Linked DNA regions of Homo sapiens: region 1 is linked to region 2. A link is a contact called in ENCODE POLR2A ChIA-PET data. All regions are on one chromosome and are shown on one strand. The core of a region is the stretch at or near the end of the contact, and the rest is flanking DNA. Distances in the headings are between cores, read along the strand shown. Region 1 has its middle 12 kb from the start of CTPS1. Region 2 has its middle 42 kb from the start of ZNF684.

Region 1 (6,633 bases), core at 2,252-4,751, 390 kb before region 2:
ATGGAGAAACCCCGTCTCTACTAAAAATACAAAATTAGCCGGGCATGATGGCGCATGCCTGTAATCCAAGCTACTCGGGAAGCTGAGGCAGGAGAATCGCTTGAACCCGGGAGGCAGAGGTTGCAGTGAGCCGAGATCGCACCATTGCACTCCGGCCTGGGCAACAAGAGCAAAACTCTGTCTGAAAAAAAAAAGAGAAAGAAAAAGCCACTTTTTAAAATATGCTGTCAAACATAAGAAGGAATTCTTAGTTGAAAAATAGACCATAGTTAACATCACCATACAACCCATATTTGGTGAGCTAGTTCTGATTTCTTGGAATGTAGCTATTGTTAATAAAATGTGTACATATGTAACTGTGATTTTGTTATTGTACCCCTATGAGACTTACTGAAAATAAATGGGCTAGGCACATTTACAGTGCCTGTAATCCCAGCACTTTGAGAGACCTAAGTAGGAGGATTGCTTGAGCCCAGGAGTTTGAGACCAGCCTGGACAACATAGTGAGACCTCATTTCTTCAAAAACATTTTAAAAAAGATTAGCCAGGACTGGTGGCAAGTGCCTGTAGTCCCAGCTACTCGGGAGACTGAGGTGGGGGATCACTTGAGCGCTGTAGTGAGCCATGATCACACTACTGCACTCCAGCCTGGGTGATAGAGCAAGACAAAAAAAAGAAAGAAAGAAGGAGAGAGAGAAAAGAAAGAAGAAAAGAAAAGAAAGAATAAGGAAATGAATACTTTTTAGATCATATATTCTGACTTTAGGGTTCAAAAACACATGGCAAACAAGACTTGTTTCAGCAACCCCATCTGTGAGAACCCCTCCAAGCCTCTCTGGCTAATTAGGTACCCCTCACCTGATCTCCAGAACCGCCTCTTTTTTTTTTTTTTTTTTTTTTTGAGACGGAGTCTCACTCTGTAGCCAGGCTGGAGTGCAATGGCGCGATCTCAGCTCACTGCAATCTCCACCTTGTGGGTTCAAGCGATTCCCCCACCTCAGCCTCCTGAGTAGCTGGGACTACAGGTGTGCACCACCATGCCCGTCTAATTTTTTGTATTTTTAGTAGACACAGGGTTTCACCATGTTGGCCAGGATGGTCTCGATCTCCTGACTTTGTGATCCGCCCGCCTCGGCCTCCCAAAGTGCTGGGATTACAGGCATGAGCCACTACACCCGGCCCAGAACCGTCTCTTTATTCCTTTGCCGCAAGATTTAAAACATCTTATTGAGATGATCTGCACTTGCCACTTTCTAGATCAAAAGAAAGAACTGCCCCTTTTCAGCTTCAGTAGCCCCAAGAAGGGGTGGTAAAGCCTCCATAAAACTTCCATAAGCCGGGCCGGGCGTGGTGGCTCACGCCTGTAATCCTAGCACTTTGGGAGGCCAAGGCGGGCAGACCACGAGGTCAGGAGATAGAGACCATCCTGGCTAACACGGTGAAACCCCGTCTCTACTAAAAATAAAAAAAATTAGCCGGGTGAGGTGGCAGGCACCTCTAGTCCCAGCTACGCGGGAGGCTGAGGCAGGAGAATGGCGTGAACCCCAGGAGGGGAGCCTGTAGTGAGCCGAGATCATGCCACTGCACTCCAGCCTGGGCAACAGCGAGACTCCGTCTCAAAAAAACAAAACAAAAAAAAACTTCCATAAGCCCTGGGAGAACCACCTCAAACATACAATCAACATAAAAACTGCACTCATTATGCAAACAGAGCTTCAAGCTTCCACCACCCGCTTCCAACCAGACTGTGGTTGGAAAATCTTCAGAAAGATTTTCATCCAGCAAGCCCTTAATGGAGCCATAATATGTGCATAAAACTCAATAGTTATAATTTCAAAATCTAGGGCCAGCCACAATACATTTTTAAAACTCAATAGTTATAATTCTGGGTCTCCAGATATCTGTATCCAAGATCTATCTAAGAGATATTGCTGCCTCCAAGAGCAACAACTCATGCCCCTGTCATGAGTACGATGATCATGTGAAAAACACCTTTTAAATCTGTGAGAAAATATGGACTCATAGGGTATCCAACAACTCCCACGTTTATATAATTAGCACCTTGATTCCTGTTGTACATAATGAGAGGGTTTTTTTTGTTTGTTTGGTTTGGTTTTTGTTTGTTTGTTTGGTTGGTTGGTTTTGAGACGGAGTCTTGCTCTGTCGCCCAGCCTGGAGAGCAGTGGCTCGATCTTGGCTCACTGCAACCTCCGCCTCCCGGGTTCACGCCATTCTCCTGCCTCAGCCTCCCGAGTAGCTGGGACTACAGGCGCCCGCCACCATGCCTGGCTAATTTTTTGTATTTTTAGTAGAGACGGTGTTTCACCGTGTTAGCCAGGATGGTCTCAATCTCCTGACCTCGTGATCCGCCCGCCTCAGCCTCCCAAAGTGCTGGGATTACAGGCGTGAGCCACTGTGCCCAGCCCATAATGAGAGTTTTTTAAATGACCCAACCTTTTAAAATAATTGCATTCAATATATATTTAATCTGAACTCAAGAGGATATGAAAAAAACCCCACCCATCTGTTTGGAGATTTAAAGACCTGGAAAGACTGACAAGCATGATGTGATGGAGATGATGTGTTCTGGAGAAAGAGGTTTAGGAATGGTTTATGCTGTAGTTTTGCCGTTTAAAAAATTTTATATTTTGTAAACTTTTTTTGAAGTATAACAGAAATACAAAAAGTGTAAAATCATAAGTGTACAACATGATGAATCTTTATGTATTTAGCCACACTCATGGAACCAGTACCCAGGCCAAGAAACAGAACATTGCCCACACCCAGATGCTCCTACTAGTTCCCCTTCCAATTACCACTTCCCCAAGCATAAACACTACCTTGACCTTGAATACCATAGATTAGTTTTCTCAAGGCTCTTTTTACAGCTAAACTTAGAATAGTATGGTCATCTATTAAAGTTCTGAGAATCTTTTTTGGGGGGGTGATGGGGGATGGAGTCTCGCTCTGTCGCCCAGGCTGGAGTGCAGTGGCACAATCCTGGCTCACTGCAACCTTCGCCTCCCGGGTTCAAGTGATTCTGCCTCAGCCTCTCGAGTAGCCGGAACTACAGGCGCATACCACCACGCCTGGCTAATTTTTGTATTTTTAGTAGAGACGGGGTTTCACTATATTGGCCAGGCTCCTGACCTTGTGATCCGCATGCCTCTGCCTCTGTCTCCCAAAGTGCTGGGATTACAGGTGTGAGTCACTGCGCCCAGCTGAGAATCATTTAAGAATAGTAAAATTCACAACATTTTACTTGGCTCCTTTAAGTTGTACATGTTTCCTCTCTCCCTCCTGCATGCCAGATCCTCTTCCTTTTTAGGTAAACATTATCTTCCTCTGATTCTCATTATGCAAACAAAGCAAAGGAGTCTGCAGAACGGGTATCTTTTTCGTTGATTCATTTACCAAATATTTATTGGCATTGCTCATATTCCAGGCATTGTTGCAGACACCAGGGTTACAAAGACAATTACAGTACTGAGAAAGGAGCAGTACAGTAGTGGAGGAAAGTGGTGGGGTGCTTTAGGACTCATAGAAAGGGCACCTAACACACCCACAGCACCAGAAAAAGCTTCCCAGAGAACTGTCTCTAAGGATCGGCAGGCATCAATATAGGGAAGAAGGGAGGCCAGGCTGGCAGGGTAGGGGTTTGGGGGGTACAATAGAGGGAGGGGTGATCATGTGCTGAGTCACAGAGGCAGGAGGCTCAGTCTGTTTAGGAAACTGCAAACAGACTGGGCCTGGTGACTCTCACTTGTAATCCGAGTACTTTGGGAGGCTGAGGTAAGAGGATCACTTGAGGCCTGGAATTCAAGACTAGCCTGGGCAACATAGCAAGACTCTGTCTCTGCAAAAACACTAAAAATTAGCCAGGCATGGTGGTGCATGCCTGTAGTCCTGTAGTCTCGGGTACTTGGGAAGCTGAGGCAGAAGGATGGCTTGAGCCCAAGAGTTTGTAGTTACAGTGAGCTGTGATGGCACCACAGCACTACAGGCTGGGCAACAGAGCAAGGCTCTGAAAAAGAGCAACTCTAAAGAAATTTAAATTTTTTCTTTTTTTGAGACAAAGTTTCGCTCTTGTTGCCCAGGCTGGAGTGCAATGGCATGATCTCGGCTCACCACAACCTCTGCCTCCCAGGTTCAAGCGATTCTCCTGCCTCAGCCTCCCAAGTAGCTGGGATTACAGGCATGCGCCATCATGCCCAGCTAATTTTGTATTTTTAGTAGAGACAGGGTTTCTCCATGTTGGTCAGGGTGGTCTCGAACTCCTGACCTCAAGTGATTTGCCCGCCTCGGCCTCCCAAAGTGCTGGGATTACACGCGTGAGCCACCACGCCTGCCTTAAATTTTTTTTTTAATTTAAAAAGTTAAAAGAAAACCAACAACAGCAAACAGCCTATTGCATACGAAGGAAGACAGAGTGTTGAGAAGACTTCTGGGTTAAGATGGTAGACTGAACAAACATTGAATTTCCCTCCCCTCTGAAACCTCACTAAAACTATAGCAACGTTTGAAAAAAACATAGATCTCTAAAGGCAGGGAGAACAGGAAAGGTGACAGGAGTAAAACTTCTGGAAGCAAGAAATTAGATGAATGAATGAAGACTGAGTAGACTAAATAAATAAATAGCCAAAACCCCAGCCAGCAGTGGAGAAAACTGAGGATCACTTTGATTTACACGGCTGGGATGAAGGATTGATAACAGGAATTAGACTTTGCGCAGCTGAGGAGATTATGGTCTGGAGTGGGGAAATAGGGGATCAAAGATGGGGTGAGTCACAATCCTGAAGAACTATCATGGTGGATACATTGGAGCGTGCTGGGAAATCTAAGAAGCCAGGTACGTTCAGCCACTGAAAGGGGGAGCTTGTGGAGAGGTCTTTGGGAAACTGTAGCCCCTATGTAGCTACCTCTTGAGTGAGTCCAAGCCTCTGGTGGCAGGCCTGGGGCCACTGTGGTCAGCAGGCCCAGAATTGGGAAAGAGGTGCTGAATGTGGGGCAGAGGAAAGTAAGGACAAGCTGGAGCCCACCAAACACCTCTGCATCTGTCTGTCACCAAATCTCCCCTTCAGGAAACAATGGCCGTTCCTTCACTTCCACCTCCCCATTCTCATCCCAGTTCCTCTGTGGGCCAGATCCCACTACATAGGGAGGGAGCTTCTGACAAATATAGTTCCTGCTTAACCAAGTGGAAAATAAAACTTGGACCAACACAAGCAACAAGACAGAAGCAGCTCAGGCCCTGCCACCAAGGAGCAACCATACCAGACCCAGACTCTGCTCACGCGTGGACACTTGGGCAAGAGAGAAATAATTTCTACCTTGCTTAAGCTACTGCAAGTCTGGGTCTCTGTTTTTTCGGCTGAATGCATATCCCAACTAAAACACCATCCACGTTTCCACTTGTAACTGTCATGTTAAATTTCCAATCCTTCCAGGTTGTAGATCTGCTACTTGCCTTTCTTTCTCTGGCAGCTTCTGGGCTTCCCATTCTGGTTGGCAGAGTCCCGCACCCACAGCCAGTGATAGACCAAGCCTTGCTACTGCTCACTCTCAGGGGCTGCCGCAGCCCTCACCTAGGTCTTTCTTCCAGGCAGAAGAGAAACTGCCGCCCCTTGTGCCTTCCCTCAGGGCGCTGTCCTCATCCGCGTGGTCAAGGCTGGGTTCCTGCCATGTCTGCGTTTACATCTCCGCAGGAATGAGGAGAGAAAGGAAGCAGAGGAAGGACAATTTCCTCTGAAGCAAGTAACGGAGAAGTTTTCCACTCCCCTTCTGTCACATTTAGGCAGAGGGCCACATCTTAGCCGCAGGGAGGCCATGAAATGTAGTCCCTAGCAGGGCGATCACCTCCCGAGGTCGAGTCTATCGGTGTGGGAGGAATGGAGAATAGATTTGCTGAGACAGGTAGAAGTCCACTGCAGCCTGACCCCACCTCAGGCCTAGAGGACAATCACTCTTTTCTGCTTGCCACAGCCCACTTCTGATAACAGTCCCTCCCCATCCCAGATTCCATTTAGGGTCTAGCCAGAGATTTCTCTCCCAAAACATAAGTTAAATTAGCTGGTGTGGCGGAGGCTGTCATCTCCTTGCCCATGTCCTCAGTCCTCCAGGGCACATCACCCTGTCCAATTCCATTCCTGAAATCTTCACCTCTGGCTTTCTGTGGCTGCCAGAGCCTGCTGTTCCCACAGGACAGGCCTGATGAGCTAGGGAATTAACATCCCTCCCTGAGCCCAATTCACTTCTGTTCATCTCCACCAACCCAAATGCAGGCCCACCTGTTCCAGACTCTGTGCCAGGCACCCAGGAGACAGATTAAGCCTCAGCTCCCTTGAGCACATGCCGTATGCCAGATGCAGTCCTGGATGCTTTACCTATGCCCATCGTTTAATTCTCCTGACAGCCCTTTAAGGTTGTTTCTCTCCTCTCCATTTCATGGATGAGGAAACTGAGGCTTAGGAAGGATAAACACCTTCCCAAATCCCCAGCTTATAATCAGCAGAGATGGGGTTTGAACCTCCATCTATCTGTCTGTCTCCAAAACTGCTGCTGTTTTCAGCTGTCTAATGACAGATGCTACCTGACCCCAGAGCCTCTAGTCTGGGAACTGGGAAATAACAATAC
Region 2 (5,942 bases), core at 430-2,929:
ATGATATATGTTCAACTTTTTAAGAAAGTGCCAAACTGTTTTCCAGAGTGGCTGTGACATTTTGCATTCCCACCAGCAATGTATGAGAATTCCTGTTGCTTTGAACCCTTGCTAACACTTGGTATTGTCAGTATTTTCAAATTTTAGCTAATCTCAAAAGGGCACATGGTAGGAGGCTTCTGACATGGCTCCCATGGTATTCATGCCTCCAGGTAATTGTACCCTTGGATAATTTCCTCGTCTTGAGTTTGGGCCGAACCTAATACCTTGGTTCTAATGAATAGAAGAAGAAATACTAACAATATTAATTTCCCTTTCACTTTCTTAAATGGAAATTAATATGGCAACAGTGATGAGGTGTTGCTTCTGGGATCACATTACAAAAGACTGTGGCTTCTGTCTTGCTGGACTTCTCTTGCTGGCTCCTCTTGCGTGCTTGATCTGATGGGAAGGGTCAACCCTGGCAAGGGACTGAAGGCCATCTCCAACCAACAGTGGAGGAACTCCACTGTTCCTTAGCGAGGAACTGAGGCCCTCAGTCCAACAGCCCTCAAGTAACTGAATCCTGTGAATAATCATGCTTGGAAGAAGATCCTTTCCCTCCAGCCTCCCAGCCTTCATTGGCGTTCACAGCCCCAACCAATAACTTGATTGGAGCCTTGTGAGGGACTCTAAGGCAGAGAACCCAATTAAGCTGTTCCTGGATCCTTGACCCACAGAAACTGAGATAAACATCATGTTGTTTTAGCCACTAAGTTTTGGGGTAATTTGTTACACAGCAATAAATATCAAGCAGACGTGTAATAATGTTTCATTTTGTTTTAAATTTGCATTTCTCTAATAACTAATGATGTTGAGCATCTTTTGAGATGTTTATTTGCTATCTGTATATATTCTCTGGTGAACATCCATTCATATTGTTTCTTTCTTTTAAAAATTGGATCATGTGTTTCCTTATTGTCAAGTTTTGCAAGGTTATTTATTTATTTTTCAGAGAACAGGTTCTGGCACTGTCTTCCAAGCTGGAGTGCAGTGGCATGATCATAGCTCACTGCAGCCTGAAACTCCTGGTCTCAAGCAATCCTCTCCCTGCATTCTCCTAAGGCACTGGGATTATAGTCATGAGTCACTAAGCCCAGCCTGACAGGGTTTTTAAACAGATATATTCTAAATATATGGTATATTAATCTGTTCTTGTACTGCTATAAAGAAATACCATAAACTGGGTAATTTATAAAGAAAGGGAGGCTGAGGCAGGTGGATCACAAGGTTAGGAGTTCAAGACCAACCTGACCAACATGGTGAAACCCCGTCTCTACTAAAAATACAAAAATTAGCCAGGCGTGGTGGTATGCGCCTGTAATCCCAGCTACTCAGGAGGCTGAGGCAGGAGAATCGCTTGAACCTGGGATGTGGAGGTTTCAGTGAGCCGAGATCACGCCACTGCACTCCAGCCTGAGCAAGAGTGAGATTCCATCTCAAAAAAAAAAAAAAAAAAGGAAAAAAGAAAAGAGGTTTAATTGGCTCAGGTTCCACAGGCTGTACAGGAAGCATGACTCTGGAGGCCTCAGGAAATTTACAATCATAGCAGAAGGCAAAGGGGAAGCAGGCACCTCTTGTGAGCAGGAGGAAGAGAGTGAAAGGGGAGGTACTATACACTTTTCAACAACCAGATCTTGTGATAATTCACTCACTATCATGAGAACAGCAAGGGGAAATCTGCCCCTATGATCCAATCACCTCCCACCAGGCCCCTCCTCTAACACTGGGGATTACAATTTGACATGAGATTTGGGCGGAGACAGAAATCCAAACCATATCATATGGCTTTGTATGATGTGTCATACAACTGTTTTCCTCTCAATTGTCTTTTTATTCTCTTAACAATGTCCTTCACTGATAAAATGCTTTAAATTTTGATGAAATCCAATTTATCAATTTTTTGTTTCATGGATTGTGCTTTTGATATTATATGTTACAGCTCTTTGGCACACACTTGTAGTCCCAGCTTCTCAGGAGGCTGAGATGGGAGGATTGCTTGAACCCAGGAGTTTGAAGGGAGCTTGGGCAACATAGTGAGATGCTCTCAAAAAAAAAAAATATTTGCTTAATTAAAGCTTATAAAGATTTTCTCCTATTTTTTTTCTAAGAGTTTTATAATAATTTTATGTTTTACATTCAGGTCTCTGATTTTTTTTTTTTTTTTTTTTTTTTTTTTTTTTTTTTTTGAGCTGGAGTCTCGTTCTGTCACCCAGCCTGGAGTGCAGTGGCACGATCTTGGCTCACTGCAACCTCCGCCTCTGGGGTTCAAGTGATTCTCTTGCCTCAGCCTCCCTAGTAGCTGGGATTACAGGCATGTGTCACCACACCTGGCTAATTGTTGTATTTTTAGTAGAGACGGGGTTTCACCATGTTGGCCAGGCTGGTCTGGAACTCCTGACCTCAGGTGATCTGCCCACCTCCGCCTCCCAAAGTGCTGGGATTACAGGCATGAGCCCCCACACTGGGCCTCTGGTCTTTTTTTTTTTTTTTAATTGCTGTATTAGAATGTAATTCACATGCCATGCAAGTCACTCATTTAAAATGTAAAGTAAATTTTTTTGGTTTTTGGTTTTTTTTTGAGATGGAGTCTCGCTCTGTTGCCCAGGCTGGAGTGCAGTGGTGAGATCTTGGCTCATTGCAACCCCCGCCTCTCGGGTTCAAGCAATTCTCCTGTCTCAGCCTCCCAAGTAACTGGGATTATAGGCGCCCACCACCACACCAGGCTAATTTTTATATTTTTAGTAGAGACAGGGTTTCACCATGTTGGTCAGGCTAGTCTTGAATTCCTGACCTCAGGTGATCCACCCACCTTGACCTCCCAAAGTGCTGGGATTACAGGCGTGAGCCACCACACCCAGCCTCAATGTTTTTTAGTATATTCACAGGATCGTATAACCATCACTACAAACTAATTTTAGAACATTATCATTCACCCCAAAAGAAACTTCATACCCATTACCAATCAATCCTCTTCCCTACTTCCCACCCTTAGTCCTAAACCACTAACCACTAACCCACCCTGTCTCCGTAAATTTGCCTATTCTGGGCATTTTATGTAAATGGAAGTATACAATATGTGTTCTTCTGTGACTTCTTTCACTTTGCATGTTTTCAAGATTCATCCATGTTGTAGCAGATATCAGTACTTGATTTCTTTTTATAGCTTCATAATATTCCATTGTGTGTATATACCATGTTTTATTGATCCACTCATCAGTTGACGAACATTTCGGTTGTTTCAACTTTTTAGCTGATATGAACACTGCTGCTATGAACATTTGTGTACAGGTTTTTGTGTGGGTGTACGTTTGCATTTCTCTTGAGTATGCTTAGGAGTGGAGTTGCTGGGCCATTTGGAAACTTTCCGTGTAACTTTTTGAGGATGTGTTAAATCGCATAGTTTTGTTATGATCCATTTTGAGTTAATGTTTATATAAGTGTACATTACATTGATTTTCTTTCTTTTATTCTTTTTCTTTTTCTTTTTCTTTCTTTCTTTTTTTTTTTTTTTTTGAGACAAAGTCTTGCTCTGTCGCCCAGGCTGGTATCCAGTGGCTTGATCTCAACTCACTGCAACTTCCATCTCCCAGGTTCCAGCTGAAGGGGTGGGTTGCCCCTCCACACCTGTGGGTGTTTCTCGTTAGGTGGAACGAGAGACTTGGAAAAGAAAAAGACACAGAGACAAAGCATAGAGAAAGAAATAAGGGGGCCCAGGGGACCAGCGTTCAGCATATGGAGGATCCTGCCAGCCTCTGAGTTCCCTTAGTATTTATTGATCATTCTTGGGTGTTTCTCGGAGAGGGGGATGTGGCAGGGTCATAGGATAATAGTGGAGAGAAGGTCAGCAGATAAACATGTGAACAAAGGTCTCTGCATCATAGACAAGGTAAAGAATTAAGTGCTGTGCTTTAGATATGCATACACATAAACATCTCAATGCCTTAAAGAGCAGTATTGCTGCCCGCATGTCCCACCTCCAGCCCTAAGGCGGTTTTCCCCTATCTCAGTAGATGGAACATACAATCGGGTTTTATACCGTGACATTCCATTGCCCAGGGACGGGCAGGAGACAGATGCCTTCCTCTTGTCTCAATTGCAAAGAGGCGTTCCTTCCTCTTATACTAATCCTCCTCAACACAGACCCTTTACGGGGGTGCGGGCTAGGGGACGGTCAGGTCTTTCCCTTCCCACGAGGCCATATTTCAGACTATCACATGGGGAGAAACCTTGGACAATACCTGGCTTTCCTAGGCAGAGGTTCCTGCGGCCTTCCGCAGTGTTTGTGCCCCTGGGTACTTGAGATTAGGGAGTGGTGATGACTCTTAATGAGCATGTTGCCTTCAAGCTTCTGTTTAACAAAGCACATCTTGCACAGCCCTTAATCCATTTAACCCTGAGTGGACACAGCACATGTTTCAGAGAGCACGGGGTTGGGGGCAAGGTTACAGATTAACAGCATCTCAAGGCAGAAGAATTTTTCTTAGTACAGAACAAAATGGAGTCTCCCATGTCTACTTCTTTCTACACAGACACAGTAACAATCTGATTTCTCTTTCTTTTCCCCACACCGGCGATTCTCCTGCTTCAGCCTCCCAAGTAGCTGGGACTACAGGTGCGTACCACCACGCCTGGCTAATTTTTTGTATTTTTAGTAGAGACGGGGTTTCACCACGTTGGCCAGGCTGGTCTTGAACTCCTCATGTCAATTAATCCACCCGCCTTGGCCTCCCAAAGTGCTGCAATCACACCCAGTGATTTTCAAGTACTGACCCAGCCTTGTATTACTGGGATAAAATTCATTTGGTTGTGACGTGTCATGTTATATATTGCTAAATTTGATTTGCTAAGATTTTGCTGAAGAATTTTTGCACTTATGTTCATGAAGGTTATTGATCTGTAGCTTTCTTTTCTCATGATGTCTTTATCTAGTTTTGTTCTTTTTCTTTTCTTTCTTTTTCTTTTTTTTTTTTTTTTTTGAGATGGAGTTTTGCTCTTGTTGCCCAGGCTGGAGTGCAGTGGCAAGATCTCAGCTCACCGCAACTTCTGCCTCCTGTGTTCAAGCAATTCTCCTGCCTCAGCCTCTTGAGTAGCTAGGATTACAGGCACCCGCCACTGCACCTGGCTAATTTTTTGTATTTTCAGTAGAGGCGGGGTTTCACCATGTTAGCCAGGCTGGTCTCGAACTCCTGACCTCAGGTGATCCCCCCCCACCTCAGCCTCCCAAAGTGCTGGGATTACAGGTGTAAGCCACCATGCCTGGTGTCTTTGTCTAGTTTTGATACAAGTGTAATGCTGGTTTCATAAAATGAGCTACAAAGTGTTGCCTCTATCTTCTGGAAGAGATTGTGAAGAATTGCTGCTATTTCTTCTTCAAATGTTTGGAAGAATTCACCAGTGAAATCATTTGACCTCAAGTTTTCCTTTTTGGAAGCTATGAATTAGATCTTTTAATAGATTCAGGACTATTCACTTTATTTCTCCTTGAATGAGTTCTGATAATTTGTGTCTTTCAAGGAATTGGTCCATTTTATCTAAGTTGTTGTATATGTGTGCACAGAGTTGTCCCTAGGATTCTCTATTATCCTTTTACTGTCTGTAAAAAGGGAAAGTAGTGATGTCCCCTCTTTCATTGTTTATGTCATTGTTTATGTCAGCAATTTGTGTCTTCTCTGTCTTTCTTGTTAAAGAATCAGTGTTTAATTTATTTTCTCTATTTTTCTGATTTCAATTTCATTGATTTCTGCTCTAAACTTTTTAAAAAATTTTTATTTATTTATTTTTTGAGACGGAGTCTCACTCTTTAGCCCAAGTTGGAGTGCAGTGCCGTGATCTTGGCTCACTGCAACCTCTGCTCCCGGGACTCAAGCGATTCTTGTGCCTCAGCCTCCTGAGTAGCTGGG

What was found. ChIA-PET counts read pairs that join two places held with the same protein, here RNA polymerase II (POLR2A).
Region 1: POLR2A ChIA-PET joins it to region 2 with 23 read pairs in OCI-LY7. The contact joins two enhancer-like sites. POLR2A ChIA-PET finds 5 or more read pairs at or near these places in 2 of 52 experiments (AG04450 and OCI-LY7).

Annotation. Positions count from the first base shown.
Region 1 is chr1:40,964,724-40,971,356 of GRCh38, reverse strand. No RefSeq gene overlaps it. Among named protein-coding and RNA genes, the nearest start is that of CTPS1, 12 kb to the left of the region's middle. Within about 2 kb of position 3,501, at least 9 of the 41 ENCODE cell types and tissues checked have a DNase peak (open chromatin) inside an H3K27ac peak, as active enhancers do.
Region 2 is chr1:40,570,693-40,576,634 of GRCh38, reverse strand. No RefSeq gene overlaps it. Among named protein-coding and RNA genes, the nearest start is that of ZNF684, 42 kb to the right of the region's middle. Within about 2 kb of position 1,679, at least 2 of the 41 ENCODE cell types and tissues checked have a DNase peak (open chromatin) inside an H3K27ac peak, as active enhancers do.